Regions from separate parts of the Mus musculus genome. Here region 2 is linked to region 1. The links are chromatin loops, found by intact Hi-C in ENCODE. Cell type or tissue: heart. All regions are shown on one strand. Each heading gives the region's core, and the rest is flanking DNA. Links, peaks and the distances in the headings are about the cores only.

Region 1 (9,778 bases), core at 984-8,983:
CTATTGGAGGGATACTGTGCAGCCCACATAAACTTTCAGAAAATGTAGCTGAACAGTTACAAACAAAACAAAGCAGCAGCAGCAGCAGCAGCAGCAGCAGCAACAACAACAATAACAACAACACTACGCAGCTCTCAGAAAGTTTCCATTGCACCAGGTTTCCACATCTCCCAATGTAGATTTCCCCAGTTCTAGCTGTGTACTCACATACTCCCTTCTCCACCCACTCCCCTCATCTTTCTTGCTTCATCCTCACCTCCCCCTACTCCATTTCCAGTTGTCATCAAAAAGGCTTCCTCTAGCAGCAGATGGGAGCCGAGGCAGAGGCAATCACCCAGACATTATGTAGAGAGAGTGCCTAAATTGAAAGTTTCCATCAGGTTCCTCCTCTGAGCTCTGGGAATCCCCTGAAGAAGGAGGAAGAAAGATTATAGGACTCAGAGGCGCTCTAAGACACCAAGAGAATATGACCCACTAAATCAACTCAGCAGGACACACCTGAGCTCACGCAGACTGAAACAACAAGCAGATGACCGGCATGGCTCTTGAACAGGTCCTCTACATATGCTATGCCTTGTACCTTGGTATTTCTGTGGGACTCCCAGTGTGGGAACGGGTTTATCTCTGGCTCTTTTGCCGCCTCTTGGGACTCTTTCCTACTGTTAATTTGCCTTCTCCAGCTTCAGTGTGATAGCATTTTTGCCTTTTCTTGCTGTATTTTGTTTTGTCCAGTTTGGTTGTTGTCAATTGGAGGCTTGTTCTTTTCTGATGGGAGACAGAGGACTGGGATCACGGGAAGAAGTGATGGGAGGGTGGCTGGGAAAAGTGTAGTCAGGACTTACTGTCTGAGAGAAGAATTCATTTTCAATAAAAATCAAAAACAAAAGCAGTTCTCATATGCCAAGAAAATAAGGACTTGACTCGTCAAGACACACTGGGTCATTTCTATCTCTGTAACATGATTTTAACTCAAAATTTATAATCCCAGAAGCAAAAGCTCCCAAGGCCCTCTTTGTAATTCACTGCTTATAGAAATTCAAGCTCTTTTATTTAAAGTTTTGTTAAAAAAAATACTTATAATGAGGAAGAGCATTTATGTCCAAGAACAAAGGTATGTTATTAAACATATTAGATTCAATAGTAATTAGATTAACTTTAATTTAATTTAGAAATGAATTGATTGAGGAAGGGGAAGGAAATACAAAGCATAGACCATGTAGTTACCCGGACAGTGAACCATAGCATTAGACTTTTAAAAATGATGTGTTAATGGAATTCAGGAACCCACGTTACAGTGTAATTCTTTGCCAAGAACTAGAAAGTAACTGAATACTAACCAAGAGAGATAGTAATTCTGAGAAATTTAACTAGGTTATATAATACACTTGGTTCAACAAATTCCTCCTAAGTAGAGGAAATACCTAGACACACTGAATGTGTTTGATTTTTCCAAAAACTGACAAGACCTGCTTGCTTGGCGCCAACCATGCCAACATTAAATACTGTACAGGTTTTTTAAACTGGTACGTATTCCTTCCTACACTGGCCCTAAATTCCACTTCCAGAGAATCTCTACTTGAGATAGGCTTTGCTTCTTTCTTTCACTTATTGTTCAGTTGTTCTTTGGTTTATGAGCGTAGAACTCTCCCTGACAGATTGCCGCTGATAGGGAAAGCACTAACATGGAATACTACTTGAATGGGCTCTTCTGTAGAGAAGGGAACAGGACATTCATTTGAAGAGTAGCAAAGTTAGAAGTCAGTAAGAGGATCTAAAGAGACAAAGACAAGGAAGAGCAGCATTGGAAATGAGAAAACAGGCTGGGACCTCATTGGCTAGAGGCTTTGCTTAGTTCCCTGTCATCCGGCTCTCTCCTCCCCGACCCATAGCCACTCCATTAAATACCTAGGGATTGAGAAAACTCACAATGTACTGTACAATTATTCAAAATTCCTTTCCAAATAATCTATTTTTTTTTGTTTTTCTCATAGTGTAGACCAAATACTTTATAAGCCATTGAACGAAGGCCTATTGCCTATGTTGCAGAACTGATGAATCATGCTTCATGCACCTCAATTATGTCATACCGCTGAATTTACATAAAATTTCTGATTTCATTAAGTATTACCATTCAATCAAAATCTTTTTAAAACTATGTTGCCATGCTACAAATTACTTTTAATGCAACAAAACATTCTAAAATTGTTACCTATATGATCACCTGGTCTCAAACTTTAGTGCTTAGCTGTACAATGCAAAACACAATTCATTTCAGATGAGAAGTCTTTCTTCTGTAACCTGTCCCAGCATAAAGTTTTATGAAAAAAAAATTTAATGTGTGACTTACTTGAAATGAAAAATTGGAATACTAAAATGCACACACCACCCCTACTGGATGCTTAAATTTTATTTTATAAAATATATATATATATATATATATAATTATATATTATAATTATGAAAAAGAAGGAGAAGGAAGAAGAGAAGGAGAAAACAGGAGAAGGAGGAAGGCCTGATATAGAAATTTGCAGACGAAACACCCTGCATTATGTTCCGTAATAGTTAAGATATGAAAGTGTTAAATGTTGATGTTCAGACTGACAGTTGTCATATCTATACACTGACCATGTCCTCACTGTAACTCTTACAGTGAAACCGAAGTAGAATTTTAGAGGCAAAACTAAGGTGAGAGAAGGATCACGGGGCCATTGTAAAGTTACAAATAATTTTAATGGAACTCTTAGCTAGAAGTACAAACTGGAAGAAGACTACAGACTGAGCTCAATGATGTTATCTGCAGTTTTCTCTCCATCTGTCTCTACCTATCTAGAGGGAGATTTCAGGCTTCTCATTTTCTCTTCAAGTCGTACACTCTTTGGACAGTAGAGGGCACTTTAAATTTAGACAAAGCCCAAGGAATCCCTGAATCTCCATACAGAGAGCTTTTGTTTGACTATAAAGAAATACAATTTCGGCCACATTTTAAATGGTATGTGTCTTTTTAGCTGTGTGGTTAAAGAGTATGTTTCTGATTATGTGAAATCAGTTTCTCATTTCATAATATTTTATAGAAATTCAGTGATGTCAAATGCATGTAGTATTAATATCTACTGAAGACTAGTGATATTACACAAATCCTGATCAGTCCATGAATGAATATGTCTTTGATTTTTACTACTAATGGAAAGAGAAAATAAAGAACAAAACTCCATATGTAATTTAATTGAAACCTCAAAAATATATCAAAAATGATAAACATAGGATATATTATTTATGAAAGAAATCAGAAACACAAAAATACCATTTGTCTAGATCATAACATAAATATCAACACTTATGGGGTTTTTTTACCCATTTAAAAGGTACATAAAAATACACTTAATAAAATGTAGGCTTTCATTAATCTCATAAAGTACATAAAATGTCCTTTAATCTTACATTAATACTTGCTAATGAAATGTTTTCATATTCATTTCTCAATCTTTAAAGAAAAAAAATTCAGGTTTTTAGAAAAAGCTTCAATGTGTTGCTGATAGTTAGGAAAAAATAACTTAAATATAAATGGCTGGTTTTCCAGTATCCTTAATCACCTTAACTTATGATAAATGTGTTATCATTTGTACACGCTCCACTCTATTTTGAGTAACCAAAAATGAAAACATGACACATATTAGAATTCCAAAATAGGCTACTACTTTTGCTATTAATTATTACTTCAGCATTATTGTAAACCATTTTCACCATATAAATATTGCATTTCCCCATTTAGTTGAAAGCAGTTAATATATATATATATATATATATATATATATATATATATATGAAAGTTGAAATTTTATTATTATTGAAAATTAGCTTGTTTGTTCAATCTAAATCGTTTCCCTTCTCTGGGCTGTCAAGTGTAGACGCTGTCTAGCTGTGAAGAATTGCCCTGATTTGACTTTAACCTTAGATCAAACACTGAAACACAAGAGTAAATCTACTTAATTTCTGAGCAAATAAAAAAGTATCTAAAATTTCCCGAGCTGAAATGTTCCAATATATTTTCAAAAATCTATGATTGCACAGCAAATAGATAGAAATTTCTTCATAGATAGGAATTACCATAAACTTTGAGAAGAATTTATTAGTCTTAGGGCATAGGATTAGTGAAGAAAAACAGTGAAAAAAAAGTTGTTCGATTTGTTTCTGCCAAAGTCTTTAACAAAAAGAAAAATCTCTAGTTTAGAAAGAAGATTATATTTTCCACATCCAAAATAAAGAAAAGTTTACTATGCATCCAGTCACCTTGATTCCCAAAACCACCACGAGTAAAACACAATGCGGAGATGTGTCTCACATATAACCTTGCCCTTTGTCATTTTCGTAAACGAAAAGCAAATAAACAGCAATTGTCGCCACTCTAAAATGCACGGCCGCGCTCGGTGGCATTTATCCTTCCGCCTTCCCTCATTTATTATTGCGGGTAGACTGTTTGCCACCACCACTGCTGGGGAGGTCTGACACAGGGAGGGGAGGAGGAGTCGATGGACAGCGCCTATTATCTCTTCCCTACTCTCTCTTGCCCTTTTATGGCCTATAACTTCATTCAATCTACAGCTACATTTATGTCCCTTTTACAACAAAAAGGGTCATAATGCTGCCTCTGCTAATAGTGAAATTGTCTAATTTGTGCATCTTCTTTTAAGCCTTGGGACTGGTCTCCATCTCAAGTTATGCCTGGGTTTGTCCCATCAACTTTGAAAATGATGGTCCTGTTTAGGTTCTGCTTCCTGCCAGAACTGCCTGACTTCTGTGCGAGACCCTCAGGCAGACCAAGAGGGAGGAGAAACCTGGAGTGAACCGCGCAGGGACACCCAGAACATATCCAGAGCGCTTAGGGTGTCCCAGGAGATGGCAGGTTTGGATCCAGGGAGCTAGCTGCCGGTCAGCTGACATCCAGAGGGCCCCAGTGCAGGAATCTGAAGAATTTGCTTGCTCAGAAGATGAGAGCTAGAGGGACTCCCCATTCTGACCCCAGCGCGCGCCGGCTGGGGACCAGCAGGGCCTCCCTGCAGCTGCTGCCAGTGCTGTCCCCGCTGCCGCGCTGGAGACTGCAAGGAGTGGGTTGCTGGGCGGGCCTGGCAGCTGCTCTGCCTGGACTGCGGCCCCTGACATCTCTCTCTCTCTCTCTCTCTCTCTCTCTCTCTCTCTCTCTCTCTCTCTCTCTCTCTCTCTCTTTTCTCTGTTTCCCTTTTTTTTCCCTTTTCGCTTTGCCTGGTTGCATGACAACTACAAAGCAGAAAATGGTCCCCACAAACGGAGGAACCTGGAGTACAGTAGTTCGGGCTTCTAACAAAGCCAGACTCGCGGTCCTCCTGTCTCTTCTCCAGCAGCTGAGCTTTTCCCATCTCCTGCCGCTGCTGCGGTGCTTTGTCAGCCTTTCTCTGAGAACTCCCACATATTCTCCTCCTCCTTTCAAACTGTCAAAGATGCTTCACCCCCTCGGCACCCCACCCCCTACAAAAGAAGGGGGAAAACATGCTTTTTTGTTTGGTAAAAGTGAGGTAAAAATCTCGAAGAGAACTTTGTATTTGCAACTGAGATTTTACTACCATTTCTTTATTAGAAAACGAATCTTCAAGTCCAGCATAATAAAATAAAGCTCAAATGGATGAATATGGCAGGTTAGGGAGCAATTAGCTGCTAATTTGGGAGAGCACTTCTTGATTTCCCTGACCAGCCCATTCATGTTCCTTCCCTTCCTAAGATTTTCTTTCCTGTTCAAGGCTAAAAGCTGGCTATGATTCCGCTCATAAAAATATGTCACAGCAATTGGAATTTACCCTTTGACCTTCTACCTGCTCACTGCCACCTCTCCTCTACACACACACACACACACACACACACACACACAGAGAGAGAGAGAGAGAGAGAGAGAGAGAGAGAGAGAGAGAGAGTCAGTAGCCAGCTAGTTCACTTCACAGATGGAAGTGTTGCCAGTGAAAACTGCCTTTTGCAAAAGGTAACTCTTATAAAATTCTTAAACATGAATTATTCGCCATCCTCCATTTAAAAGCTATCTTGCATGTGAAATTTGTGGATCCGTCCAATGATCCTATTTTATATTTTACATGGTAAGCATAAATCCTCAGAGATTCTAGGGATGCAAACATACAGCAACAGTGAAGAGAGCAAGTCCAAAATGTATGGGCAGAGTTTTCTAGTTTTTCTGAGAACCCTCACCTTTCCAAATAGTTTGTCCCTGCCTTTGTGCAGTGAAAGCCCCATTACCAGCCTTGAGGAAAAAAAGGAAAAAAAAAGTGCTAAGTGTTTTGTACAATTTCTTTTTGTGTGCGTGAAGCTCAAAAAGCCAAGAAAATGGGCAAAATACTGAATCAGGCCACCAGGGCCAGTTCAAATGCACACAAAGACATTTTTACTGCATTATTTGAACTATTACTAAATAAAATGCTTTCTTCCGTTGAGTGTGGCAAAATAATAGTCTTCTCAAACGTGAATACTACTTGTTGGGAAAAGTTAGCAATAACTTAATATTTGGTTACAGAGCCATACCCTCTCTGATTAACAGCAATTCTTTGTCCTTACTGTGCATTCTGAAATGGTGGCAAACCTTTTAGTCAGGATTGGAAGCCCTTTTAAGATGTCCAAGCATGTCTTGAATCCAGATATTCAAGGATAAAATGAACAAGCTTAAACATTGTTTTCTTCTGCACACACTGACTAGAAATGAAGAATTGAAACAGTGTCTGGCAATTCATTACCAGATTCCCAAGTCATGACTTAATGCACATGTCAAAATTTGAAATAGCCAGGCAAGAATTAAGCAGGGTTTAACATTAGTATAATTGTGGGGTTTGGGAGACAATTATTATTTTTTCCCTCCATGTTTGCACACCAATGCTGTAAGGACTGATGGAGTTGTACCCAGAGAACAGAACTTAGCAATCTATAAGAAATTTCATAAGGTTTTTATTAAGAATTATTTTCCCTAAACTTAAACAGAAACCTCTTCAAACTTTCTATTGCTGTTATTCTTGTTTTAAAAAATAGTATTTCTCTTCATCACAGTGTAGAAATGGCAGTTAACCATGTGCAGGTTTAGATAATGATGATTTCATACTGTTGCTACTACAAGATGGCTGAAAATGTCTGTGGGGGTGGAGGATACAGGACTCTTCTTTTATATAATGTCAGATTTGTTTGAAATTCTTAGCGTTAAAGACTTAAAGATAAATCTGCAAACACACCTACATGTATTTTATCACTGTCACGGGTTTTGTAGAGGTCGGCCATTTTTCTTGGAAATGGCACCAACTGCTGGTTGGAAATATTTATCCTGAATTTCTCTGTACTTTAAATAAACTACTACTTCAAGGTCTGCCATGTGTGCCTCATTCATCTTTAAGGATGGTTCCTGTATGTGTGTGTTTGTGTGTGTGTGTGTGTGTGTGTGTGTGTGTGTGTGTGTGTGTGTGTGTTTAGCTTGAAATGTTTCTCCCATTTTGTGAAATCTCTAGAAGTCCTTTTGAACATAGTTTTGATAGTGACTCAGTAAATTAAGGCAGGGATATATATTTGAAGATTCATACTATGATTCAGCTCATGCAAAGAGGACAATAATTTACTTAAAAACGAAACCTGTGTTTATTTTCTGTCCTTTTCACCCAGTTTTAAAAGGTCTCCATACAGTTTTATATGATGAACATCGCAGAGGGGAAAATGGCTTCGTTTGGCATTTTTTTCATCTAAGAAAAATTTGCATCTGCTTTTCCCATGGAGAGGGAGATAATATGATAACCTTCTGATTATAAACATAAGCAGAACCTGATCAGCTTCTCTTGTGGTTCTTTTTTTTTTTTTTTTAAGGGCAAGTTCCAGTTGGATTGTACTAATGCACATATTCATGAATCTCTCCAAACAGGATTCACTGCTCTCCAGGGAACCCTTGAAGTATGCATCATTGTTTCAATGAAGTATCTTCATTATAAAACATGGGGACTATAAAAGGTGAACACATTTGCCAGAGCTTAATATAATATCTGGCTTGACTTTTTCCCCTGTGAGTTTTTAACCTTCCTTTCTCTCTTCCCTCTTTCCTTTCTTCCCCTCTTCTTTCCTTCATTTCTTCCTCCCTTCCTTCCTTTTTTCCTTCTCATAACAAATAGAAAAAAATGACAAAATATCTTAAGATATTAAATATCAAGCAACAAGAGACATTGTTATCTTAGTGTCTTTTAAAGTATTATAGAGATGAAACATAACTCTAAAACCTAAAATTTCTTACATTTGACTCAATTTTTTTTTAAGTTTGATACAACAAACCTTAGGGGAATTTTTGGTATCTGCATATGCATAAGATTCTAACATGGAAAACGTGAGGTCAAAGGTTAAAGCACAAGAAGGTGAAATTATAACACGTAGGTAAACACTTTTAAGGCAGACAAAGCAAGGCATTGCTTCAGAACTGTTCGTAAAAACTGATCCACAAGTTCTTCATGTTGTCACCATTCTTACAAGGAGACTGACAACCTTACTTAACCATTCTGTTATTTATATTTGCTCTAAATATACATATACTAACTTTTCTCTTTTTTTTCCATATAGAGTTCTTCTAGTGAACCTGAGATTTAGAGAGTTCTACTAATGGGCATGTTACAAAGAGGCCTTTATTAGAAAGAACATGAATGAAGCACTGAGCGAGACTACAAAAGCTCTACATTGCTAGTGGGTATAATGGGGTGCTTTATAGGGAAGGAACACTGTCTTTGGGGTATGAAGAACAGTGTAGCATGACATCTATTGCCAGGGAACAAAGGAGTTATGTAGCTCACAAATTAGGGCATTCATATCCAGATATATTAGTGGTGGAGTGTAAAGCATTTGGAATTCAGTGTAAAACGATATTGTGATCTACCATAGCACACAGTGGAATGTGGCATTCCTTGAATGCATGCTGTAGCGTGATCAAAATAGATTGTGCCAATCACCAACAACTGATACTTTGCAACTCTTTAGTGATTAGCAGCCAAAGGCAAAAATTCTTAGTGACACTAAAAATAAGAAGACCGCATCTATGGCCAGGCAGGAGGGACAAATGCAATTCAGCACAACACATATGCCAGTTTTAACTTTCTCTGTGGAAATCTAGTGGATGATAATATGTTTAAGATATATAAGGGGACACACTGCACAAATTAAATGGTAATTTACTGTCTCAATGTAAGTGACCAGTTCAGACCAGCAGTCAGTCACTAATCTCTATTATTTGTATGCTGTGAGCTAGAAAGGGGGATGAATAGTAAATACTTGAGTATACAGTAGCAACCTCTAGGAAGGCCTTCTCTAATTGGCCAAACAGTTCTATTATACTGACATTATTTATTCTTCCCTGCTATTGAAGTTAGCAGTTACAGATTACTTTTGGGTTGCTAGATAGACTGGGTTTCTTTAGATCCTTGAATTCTGTGCCTGCTCACCACATTTGATATGACAAACTACTTACGGTTCAATTTCATCATCTGTCCCACATCTCCTGGATACTTTTGTACCTCACAGCTTATCCTGTGTTTTAAATGAAGATGTCCCTCTCTTTTACATACTCACTGTGCTTGTTCCCTTCCAGACCTGCTTAAATGCCCTTCAAAGTTCTTACGGTTGCACTTATCTATCTACAAATAAGCCAGACTTCCTGTCATCATTTCGCATCTCTGATTTTTTCACTCTCTTTACTCACTTGTTTGCAAAGCCCACCTGAATTCCTCACAAGAACCCTGAA
Region 2 (9,778 bases), core at 1,169-9,168, 760 kb after region 1:
GACATGGATGGAAATGGAATGCATGCACAATTATTTGAAATCTAATGAACCTTCAATTTCTGTATTAAATGTTCTCATCCAGCAGTTATGAGCCTAAAAGTCATTCTGTAACTCTAGAGGCATTTGCTTTGCTTTGTCACATGAGTAGGTGTAGCTCACGCATTCTCTCTGATAGACATACCTACGTAGCCAGGGCAGTCTACTGAGAGATTGTACCCTCTCTGCCGGCCACAGTGATGCACTTTGCATTCCTCAGTTCTTTCTCTAGTTTCCTTTCTTCCTTTTGCTTTATACTGATTCCTTCACCTTTATTAGATCTCTTATCTTGGTTCACTCCTTTGCCTGATTAATGCAAGTTCCGGTGGTCAGTGTGGACATTTGGGCCATTTGCAGGTGCCACTTCACCACATCCTTGCAGGGCTCCAGGGACTGACCTGACAGAGTCACGGGGGCAAGGGTAAAGCAAAGACTAACAGACAAAAGCCAGGATCTGGTGGGCTTTGGCTGCCTCTTGGAGAAGCCCCAGAATCACGGGAGCTCAGTGTGTTTATTACTCACAGTTGAACAGAGAGGTGGGGTTGCTGCAGGCAGCTGGATCAGGGTTAGTAGCATACAGCTAAACAAGGAGGCAGGGGTTTATGATATACTGTCAGATCAAGGAGAGAGGTTTAGTGAATCTCAGTAGGAGAAGCCATCAGGCCCTAATATGGGGGCACGGAAGGGGAGCTAGGGTGAACAGTTTGTGCCCACACTGTCAGCATTCCCAGTCACAGCAGCAACCACTGCTTGGATGCTCACCTGGCCTGAGGCACTGGTGCAAGAAGTGACCTTGCCCCTGTGAAGGAATACACAATCAGGCCGGACTTTACTTCCTCCCTAAGCCCCATGCTCTTGCCTTCCTCTGTGCCCACCTATGTTCTCTCAAAACCAGGTTCTGGGGAGAATCAAGAACAAACGATAGAAGCTTCCAGAAACATCGTTTATCCCTTTACTTACTTGTTCTGTGCTCTCTTAAATTCTAGATAACTTCTTTCTATTGAAAGTTTAAGAAACTACGTTTGTGTCTCTGGCTCATTGTGTGGTTCTTTTAGAGGTGTTTTTGCTACCCTCAATGGTATGAGTAGGGTATGTTAGGACCAGAGAGAGCTGAAAGTAAACACGAATTCATAGAAGCCTGGTTCCAGCTCAGACAGGAGTCACAGTGACACCCTAATTTAACACAAGCCACAGGGCTCTCTAAGTACTGGAGACTAATGTATGTGATAGTAATAGTGTGTCTTTGTGCCTGGGACATGTGGGAATGTGAGTTTGCAGTTTGGTGAAGGATGAAAAATTTGTGGTTCTCAGCAGTGATAATTAGCAATTGAAGATGAAGAAGAAAGAGAAACATGCCTTGCCTTTCTTGGAGGTTCTATGGTGTTATGTGAATAATAAAACCATCCAGACCCTTTACTGTGATGTACAAGGGAGGTTCTTGGTTTGAGATGGGGGAAATTCAGTTGAAAGAATAAACTTAGATGCCAAATGCTAGCAATATGTGTAGATTTTAAAAGATCAAAATATAACCTTTCTTGATTTCTTCCCTCCAGGGTCTTTCTTTTTTAATGTGATGGTAGACATCTTTTCATTTAAACAGTGCCATGAGACTCAATGGAAGGCACACTAGCTGGTTACCAGAGATGGAGTCTAAGGCAATTCCAAATAGAGAGGAGTTCAAGAATTTAGATTTCTCTTAACTCTGATGCATTAAATACAGTGTGAGAGGACCATGTATAGATCATAGACACATGACGAGTAGAGGGCTTTTTATTCCACATTATCCTTAAGCACACACTGCTTCATGGGAAATTAATCAATATTCATTAACTGAATTGTAAGTTTTTTTTTAAATCTAAGTCAGTTAATTTATTACATTAAAAGCTATTATTACTGAGCTACTAGAATGTGTAACTAGATTTCACTCTGCGGGTAGAAGAGCTAGAACAGAACAATGGCTGATTGTAGAGAGTCTTGTTTCCTCGTGAGTTCTGAGTGGTTACCTTGGGATACTATTCCCCATGGTGAGTAATCTGAAAATGATCAGAGTGGTATTTGGGTAGCACCAAGCACACCCCACACCAGAAGATGGCAGCCACAAAGCAAGAAAAATGAGAACTGCGACATTTTCACTGTTTCTAACTTTAATCGTTTTAAACAACCCCAGTATAAAGTCATAGTAGTCTTATCCAATTCTGCAACAGCTTTTTGTTTGCTTTGCTTTGCTTTCTTACAATGTAAAGTTAGTTTCCATCTTTGGAACTGTGGGATACATGTCATCCTGCCATTTCTAAAACTTAAGCAAATGGAGGAAGAGAATTGGACACAGTTAGCTGGTCTTTCTTTCTTTCTTTTTTCTTTTTTTCTTTTTCCTTTTTTAATCAACCCAGTCCCCTTCAGCCAAGCACCAGTGAAGCCCGACAGCATGGCACATTTCCCCACAATATACTCACACTCAGTCACCCCCTAGGAGGAGAGGGAGTGAGAGGGCTATTGAGCACTGAGAATCTCTCCAATGAATCACAATTATGTGAACACCTGTGCTAACTAAGTTTGTGCTGAGCCACTGTGAAAATTTGCAAAGTGCTCAACAGCCCTGAGAGTCTCTCATTTATTATCTCAGGTGGGGTGGTCTGCAACTGTACATTAGGTTGCAATGTGAACCATGTAAGGACATGCATTCAAGACCCCATCTAGGACCTTTCCATTCTTCCTGCAGGGTACAGCTGTGCTCCTTAACGGGCCAGAGTTTCTTTCTGAATGTCTGCCCAGAAAAGTTAAGGGCAAGTATAGGATTCCTTCTCCTCCAAATGAGGTGACTTTAGAGCCGCAGTCCATTCACTTACATTTCAAGATGAATTGACCATGGGATTGATCTTGGGGAGAACCTAAAAAAAAAATCAATGGTGTTTTTATGAATCTATAACCTTGTCATATGTTAAACTGTAAAGGTATCAAAACTCTAAAAGATGAGAAAGAACTGTAGTCATAAGCACAAATTTTAAACTGCCCACAAATTCTTTTCTCAGTAGGTAGTAATGGAGGAAAACTAATTTACATGCCAAGAAATTTATAGACAGACTACTTTTGAGTGGATGATTGATGAGAATTGGGGAAATAATTTATAAATGAAGTCATCAAAACAGCTAAAGCCTTGAAGTTGAGATCCTTGACTAAGCCACATACAGGGCCAATTGTTGACGGCAGAATAATAGTTCTACATAAGTCCCAGACAGTGGCTGTTGTCAGTCTGCTCTGTATTAAGGACTAGAAACTAAGGTGTAGTTTCTACATGTCAATTCAATTTTAAGAATGGAAATTTCCGTGTTGTTCTATAGGAACAATAGGTCGATTTGCCAGAGATCCCTCAGTGAAAATTTTATTTGCAACTTTGGATAGCTGAATTGAAGAGGAGATATTGATACAAAGGCAAGGGCCTTCTCTGGTACTTATTCTTCCAAGTATGACTCTCACGGCATCATGTTTTAAACATAGGACGGATAGAGAGTGCTCAGTGACTAGTTCCGTTGTTACAGATAGCAAGGGTGTGCTATGAAACAGCCGGAGATGATGCAAAGGGAAATCTTGATGCCGCGGAACAGAGCAGCCCAGTGAGACAGTCATCACATTCCAAGGCAAGAGTTCTGGATCTGGGTACTCACAAGCACATGAGCGGATGTTAGGAAATCATTGACGTTCTCCCTTTGGTCCCAGCAGTTTAGCTGGGAGATAGAAGGACTCTGAACTTACAAGCTTTGATCTCCTTCCCTTCAGGGTTTTACTCATCTGGGTTTCAGTCATTCCCTCCATTAGCTGAAAAGATACCTCTTTCCCCTGCTGTTACCTCTGTAATTAGATGAAAGGAGAACTAAGATGCACGGGAGATGAGCGGATGATAGTGCTTTGGCTTCCTGCCAGAGTCTTCTAATGAAAATGAACGCTTTCTGCATCTGGGTCCACGGCATTTGTTTGGAAGAGAGAAGTTTGGAAGGCTAGGTGAGTGAAGAAGGGTGAGAGAGAAAAATATCCTCCGGCTGGAATAGATCCATGTATCATTTAGGAATTAGATTTATTTGGATTTTGTGAACATCAAGTGTATGTCAGTCAATCGGCATACACTATCTCATTTAATCCTCACGGTACAATGCGGTGGTAAACAGATTTTAGCCCACTTTTTCAAAATATGAAAAATGAAGCCGAAAGTGGTTCCAAGCTCCTATTTGCTTCAGTCTGGAACCCTTGCCTAGCTGATGTCAAAACTTAAGATTCTAATTGCTACAACATACTGCCTCCTAGTGGCCGAAGTTGGGTAGGAATCTAGCCAAGATCAGCTACTGAGGGGGTGGGTGGCATTTGTTCTAGATGGGAAATGGTATTAACCCTTCAGGCTCAATTCTCTATCTCAAAGGCATGCTGAAAATGTCAAAAGTATTCTAGATGCTCTAAGTCCTCCAATATTTTTTAATGTTTTTCTGAAAATAGATTTTTTTCTCATACAATACATCCTTACCACCACCTATGGTGTCTGCGCATGTGTCCATGCAATCACACTCACATACACAACTGTGGATGGACAATCTCACCAGGTTTTAAGTTTTATAATATAATCTTTTTTTCCTCTTTACTCATCAAATCAGGATACACAACTACCCTAGCTTTTATCTTTCTTTCTGATATTGTTAAGTTATATTTGCTAATAAAGCTTATGAACAAACTCACATTAAGGGCTTAAGACCTTCATTTTTAGGTTTTATTTTTCATTCATGGGTTTTTTTGTGATTATGCAGTGCAGGTGTCGGAGTACCCACAGGAGCCAGTAGAGAAGGTTGGTTCCCCTGGAGTTGTTGATTTGTGGGCACTGGGAACTGAACTCTGGTCCTTTGGAATGAACAATGTACGATCTTACCTGTTAAGCCACATCTCAAAGGCCCATGTTCCACTAAAGTTTAAATGAGTATCAAAGGCATAATCACTTGCTTAGTACTTAATTTTATTTATTTCATATCATAGATTTTTCTACATAAAATGCCTGAAGTCAGAGAAAATGATTCGAAGTAACAGGAATTTCAGGCCTTGTGGCAGATGGGTGAAAACATGATTTCTGCAAGGTTACCTATGCCCCATATTAGTTGAAATATATTTGAAAGGCACATGTTTACTTTGCCTCTGCACTCGGCTGACCCTACTGAACAGGTGTATTGAAATATTACACTCTTAGAGATCAGAGGCTGCTGATAATGGCCTTAATGCTGCCATTCCTAAATTTCTATTAAATGATGCCTTACCATGCAACATTCTGTACTTGGTCTGGTAAATGGGTATTAGTGACCTCGAGTCAACAAACTTTGCTTCTCTCGACACTGAGTAGCACCGTAGCATTTAAAATTCATAGTTGCATTTACTTTTTAAATAGAACTTCAAGTCTTTAACTACCTAAGCAGAAAGCTTGAACAAAAGATATGGCCTTTAATGATGGGGTAGGCTGATGTTACTGGTCATAGAAGTTATAGCTCAGTGGTTAGTGCACTGAGATGGCAGAACCTTCCCAAAAATATTTCTCCCAAGTTCCATGGGCACAACGCACTGCCAGGCTCTTGACTCTTTGCTGTGTCTGTGCATTGTCACCATAACGGGTAAATAATGGTCAGTAGTGTTGGACCCATCAGGCCGAGCATCTTTCTTTGTTTCTCACGATTCTCATCTCTGTTCTATAGGAATCAGCCACACCTCCCTTCATGTCCTCCAGTTCTTTCCCTTCATGGCCGCGTTAATGAAGTCTCTCTACAGCTACTTCGTCAAACTAGTGCATAATGACTGCCTCTGCACAGGGATGTGAGTGACTAGAAAGACTTAAAGTTGTCATTCACATTTTTTTCAGCATGGTAAAACACAGTTTAGAACATTCAAATGAACAAAATATCCTTACTATTTTTAGTAGCAAAGTGACCCCACCACCAATGAAACATTGGATTGTTTGTTTTCATCCACTAAAGTACAAAATACAGGGGGCCAATTCTCTTTTGAACAATGCACCAATGAATTATGTTATCATCATAATGACAATGAAAGCCCATTTGGCAATTAAAATAAATGAGCTAATTCTATGCACATGAACAAGGATACATGTTGAAAATACAATGGTGTGTGAAAATTCAAATACAGCATTCACATGAATTTAAAATCTGAAAACAATGTAACACTTCTTATGATTACATACATATGTAGTCAGCATAAATAAACTTGGATATGAAAGCAGCACAAGTATTTTGAGATTATTTTGTTCCAGCAAAAAAGTGGAGGATTTTGAGAGCATTCCCAGTATCACTTTTGGGAACAAAGGAGACCTCATCACTTTATTGCAATGCTTTATTGGGAAAAAGAAGCAAGAAGGAAATATTTAAAACTTTTGATCATGCATCACAATTGTTTAATCTCAGCAAATATGCATATTCACTGCATAACTTGAGGTATTTTCAAATACCTCAATACATTTTAAAATAACAGGAATGAAACTTTTAAGAGATGCTTCATTTTAAAGTAAGAGATGGATAGTAATCCTTAAAACTGCTTCCTCTAACTTTTAACCAAGATTCCCAAGGAGACACAAGAAAAGATGAAAAGACACCATTCAAAGTGGGGCACACCAACGAGCTGAGCTAGCTACCCATGGAATCTGGGGGGAATTGACTCACAGTGAAAGTTGAACAGGACTGGAGAGAGACAAACCTGCCAGCTTTAGGGGGTAACCATGTCTTTCTGCTTCCTGGCAAACAACTGTGTATGTGCCCGTGTGGTGTTAGAGTGCAGGCAGAGACCCCCAAATAAAACTTTGAACAATATGGTGACTGGTGTATAGTGGAAGAGTTTTGAAAAAAAATTACAGAAAAAAATAAAAAAGAATGGAGGAGATCAGATCACATGGCTGAGCCAAGTGAAGCCAGCCAGTCCTATTTCCAACCTCTGAGCTACTGTGGCTTCTGACCGCAGGGAAAGAAAGGAGACGTTCAATGCTTCTCTTTTGATTGTACAATGAGGAGGTGTTCAGCCACTGGGGGACCTTCATTTCATGTCCTCCTTCAACCTCGCAGCTCAAAAGCCATGTGCAATATATATATATATATATATATATATATATATATATATATATATATATATATATAGTTTGAGACAGGACATTTTTTTCCACATGAAAAGTTTTTCCTGAATCTCTTTATTGCCTATTCCTTTCTTCACTTTATTTCCCTGTAGAAATGTGCAGTATCTAGAGAATAAAAAAGGAAAGGAGGAAAGAGGGGGAAAAAAAGGAACCTGAAGCTTGCACAGCATTATTGGGAAGGACTAAGATTACATGCTGAAACTCCAACTTTAAAATAAGCGACTTGATTTGCATGATGTAACATTGGGAAAGGTAACTACGATTCGAAACTGAATTTCTGGATTTAGAATTCCGTCCCCTACATCCCCTGAAGATTTTTTTTTCCTCCGAAGAACAGGTCATGTACTCCTCAAAAGAATTTTTTTTTCTTTTTCAAGAAAATTCTGGCCCACCTTTATCTCTAATGGCCCGGCTGGGAGTTGCTATAATAACCCTTTTGCTTTTATGTGGCCATCTGGAGGCCTATTAAAAACACTATCTAAAACCAACTTCCCAAGTGTGCTGAGTTTGTATGTTTCCACCAAGTCACCAAAACAGGGCCCTCTTTCCTACTCTGAGGTGAGTGTACTTTGGAGTTCGAAGCTGGAGGGAGGAGCCGCACACAGCACAGTGCAGCTTGGCCTTTCACCCTGGCGGTTCTGGACAGGAAGTCAGAACAGTGGTCGATCCCACTGCCTCCTTTTCAAGGGTTTGAGGGTCTGCAGCAAGGCTTCCTTCGATCTCTGGAGCACTGTGATGAGATGGAAGAAGTGAGGGAATGCGGGAGCCGGCGACATTGAGAACTTAATGAGGCATCATGTTTCAACTAGATAATACTCCTTTTTGATTTGTGTGGAAAGCAAATATGAAATATTGAAATAATATTTCAAGTTCCCAATTTTTGTGGCACAAATCGAGACGCGGGAAGCGCTGCCCTCTCTGAAAAAATACCCCTTTCATCTAAAACGTGATCCAACCGAGTTGAGGACAGAAGGGCAGGTTGCGAAATGGAATTAGATAAAAGTTGGCGTTTGTCTTTAGTAGATTATTAAAATCACCACGGTAAGAAATCAGCTCATAAAGACGAAACAAGTTAGCAGGGGCCGCAGATCATTTGTCCCAAACAGAGGTTTTTCTCAACACTCATTAACTATCTTGCCCAGTAATGTGCTTGTAATCCTATTAAACCTGATACATCAAAAATTAAAAGAAAAAAATTTAGTTGCTGTCTCAAACCGCACTGCAACTCAGATCTAGGACCAAATAGGAAGCATTAATTGCTTCGGTGCTTCACCGCAAAGCCACTCTTAAAATATAATTCCTTAATGAAGTCCGTTAATTTGTTCATGGCAGTACACAAGCTGTTCAAAATGACACAGGATTGCACTCTGTTTTCTAACCCCTGCAGTTTCTTCTGTTAGTCACTCTGTCTTGTGTTGTTATCCCATGGATAGTAATTATTTTATAGTGGCTGTAATTAGGAGAGAATTAGGCTTGGTAAACAAAACCTGCCTTCTCCTGTTAATAGCTAAGGATAATAAATTTGGCTCTGACATTCACTATATTTGGACAAGGCTTGGCCTACTTCCAGTTTTCCCAATAAGAACGTTATTATATAATTATGCCTTGGAGGGGCTCATATTACAAGGTAATTTTTTTTGTAAAGACACATATTGCATGGCTTCCAGCCAGTAAGTGATATACTGTAATATATGCCTCCAATAAATGTTTTAAACGCAGTCTCTCTGAGAAAAGCCTTGCTGGAGCTGTGTGCTGCTCTTCAGCATGTATTATTTACAGGATTTGTTTGTTGAGCTCTTCATAATGTAAATTATTTCCTTCGGTCGCATTGTCCAACACTGTGGCAACTGTCGATTTAAAGGACACTTTTTTTTTCTATCAGTAAGTGCTATATCTGATCTACTCATTCAATTCTCATAGGTGATTTCTGTCAGATGGTGCCCCAAAGGGGCATTTAAATAACATTTTATAAGTTTGCAATGATTAGCTTGGTTTTTTTGCAGAAATTGTGCTTTCTTTGCTCAAACTGATTTTTTCCATTTTTAACATAAAATTATGTCACTGCCAGCCAGATTGCTGAGATTCATGTACCTTTTAGTTGATCCTTTACTGACAAGGCCACCCACACTTGTATAGATCAATGATAAGACATGGAATCACAAATGGTTAAAGCAAAGAGAACAAAATTTTATTCAGCTTCAAAACCAAGAACATAAAATGTAACCTCTGCTCAGAAAAATCATGAGAAAATACACATAAGTGACATTAACTTCAGAGCCAGACATACAAACATGAGATTCTAAGGAAGCATAGAGGTAAAGATGTGAACTTCTGTTTTCTTGGTTGTCAAATTAAAAATGGGAGCCTTTTGAAACTCTTTGATATTAAGCACAGGCAGCTTATAAAGGGGGGTATTGGGTAACAGCTTCTTCCAAGATTGAAGCATTTCATCCTACAGAGAAACTACATATGTAGGAAGGCAAACTATTCGAAACAGCTTCAGGAAGTCCCTGAAATTGATCAGATTCACTAAGGCCAGAGTTAAGAAAGAAAAGAAGTAAAGGAAAGAAGAAAAAAAGAAAAAGG

Evidence for each region. A loop is a pair of places that touch in the nucleus more often than their neighbours do. Peaks named below come from ENCODE experiments on the same cell type or tissue, not always from the same donor. Only the 100,000 strongest peaks of a DNase experiment are listed, where the experiment ranks them.
Region 2: it touches region 1 in a loop (8-fold over the local background); 8 of 42 quality-filtered maps call a loop at or near these places.

Annotation. Positions count from the first base shown.
Region 1 is chr2:63,697,569-63,707,346 of GRCm38, forward strand. No RefSeq gene overlaps it. Among named protein-coding and RNA genes, the nearest start is that of Gm8541, 130 kb to the left of the region's middle. In heart, for the core only: a CTCF peak has its summit at 2,890 (motif pointing right); no DNase peak of the experiment used is centred there; H3K4me3 peaks cover 1,465 bases; H3K27ac peaks cover 1,728 bases.
Region 2 is chr2:64,454,040-64,463,817 of GRCm38, forward strand. No RefSeq gene overlaps it. Among named protein-coding and RNA genes, the nearest start is that of Gm13575, 65 kb to the left of the region's middle. In heart, for the core only: a CTCF peak has its summit at 4,343 (motif pointing left); no DNase peak of the experiment used is centred there.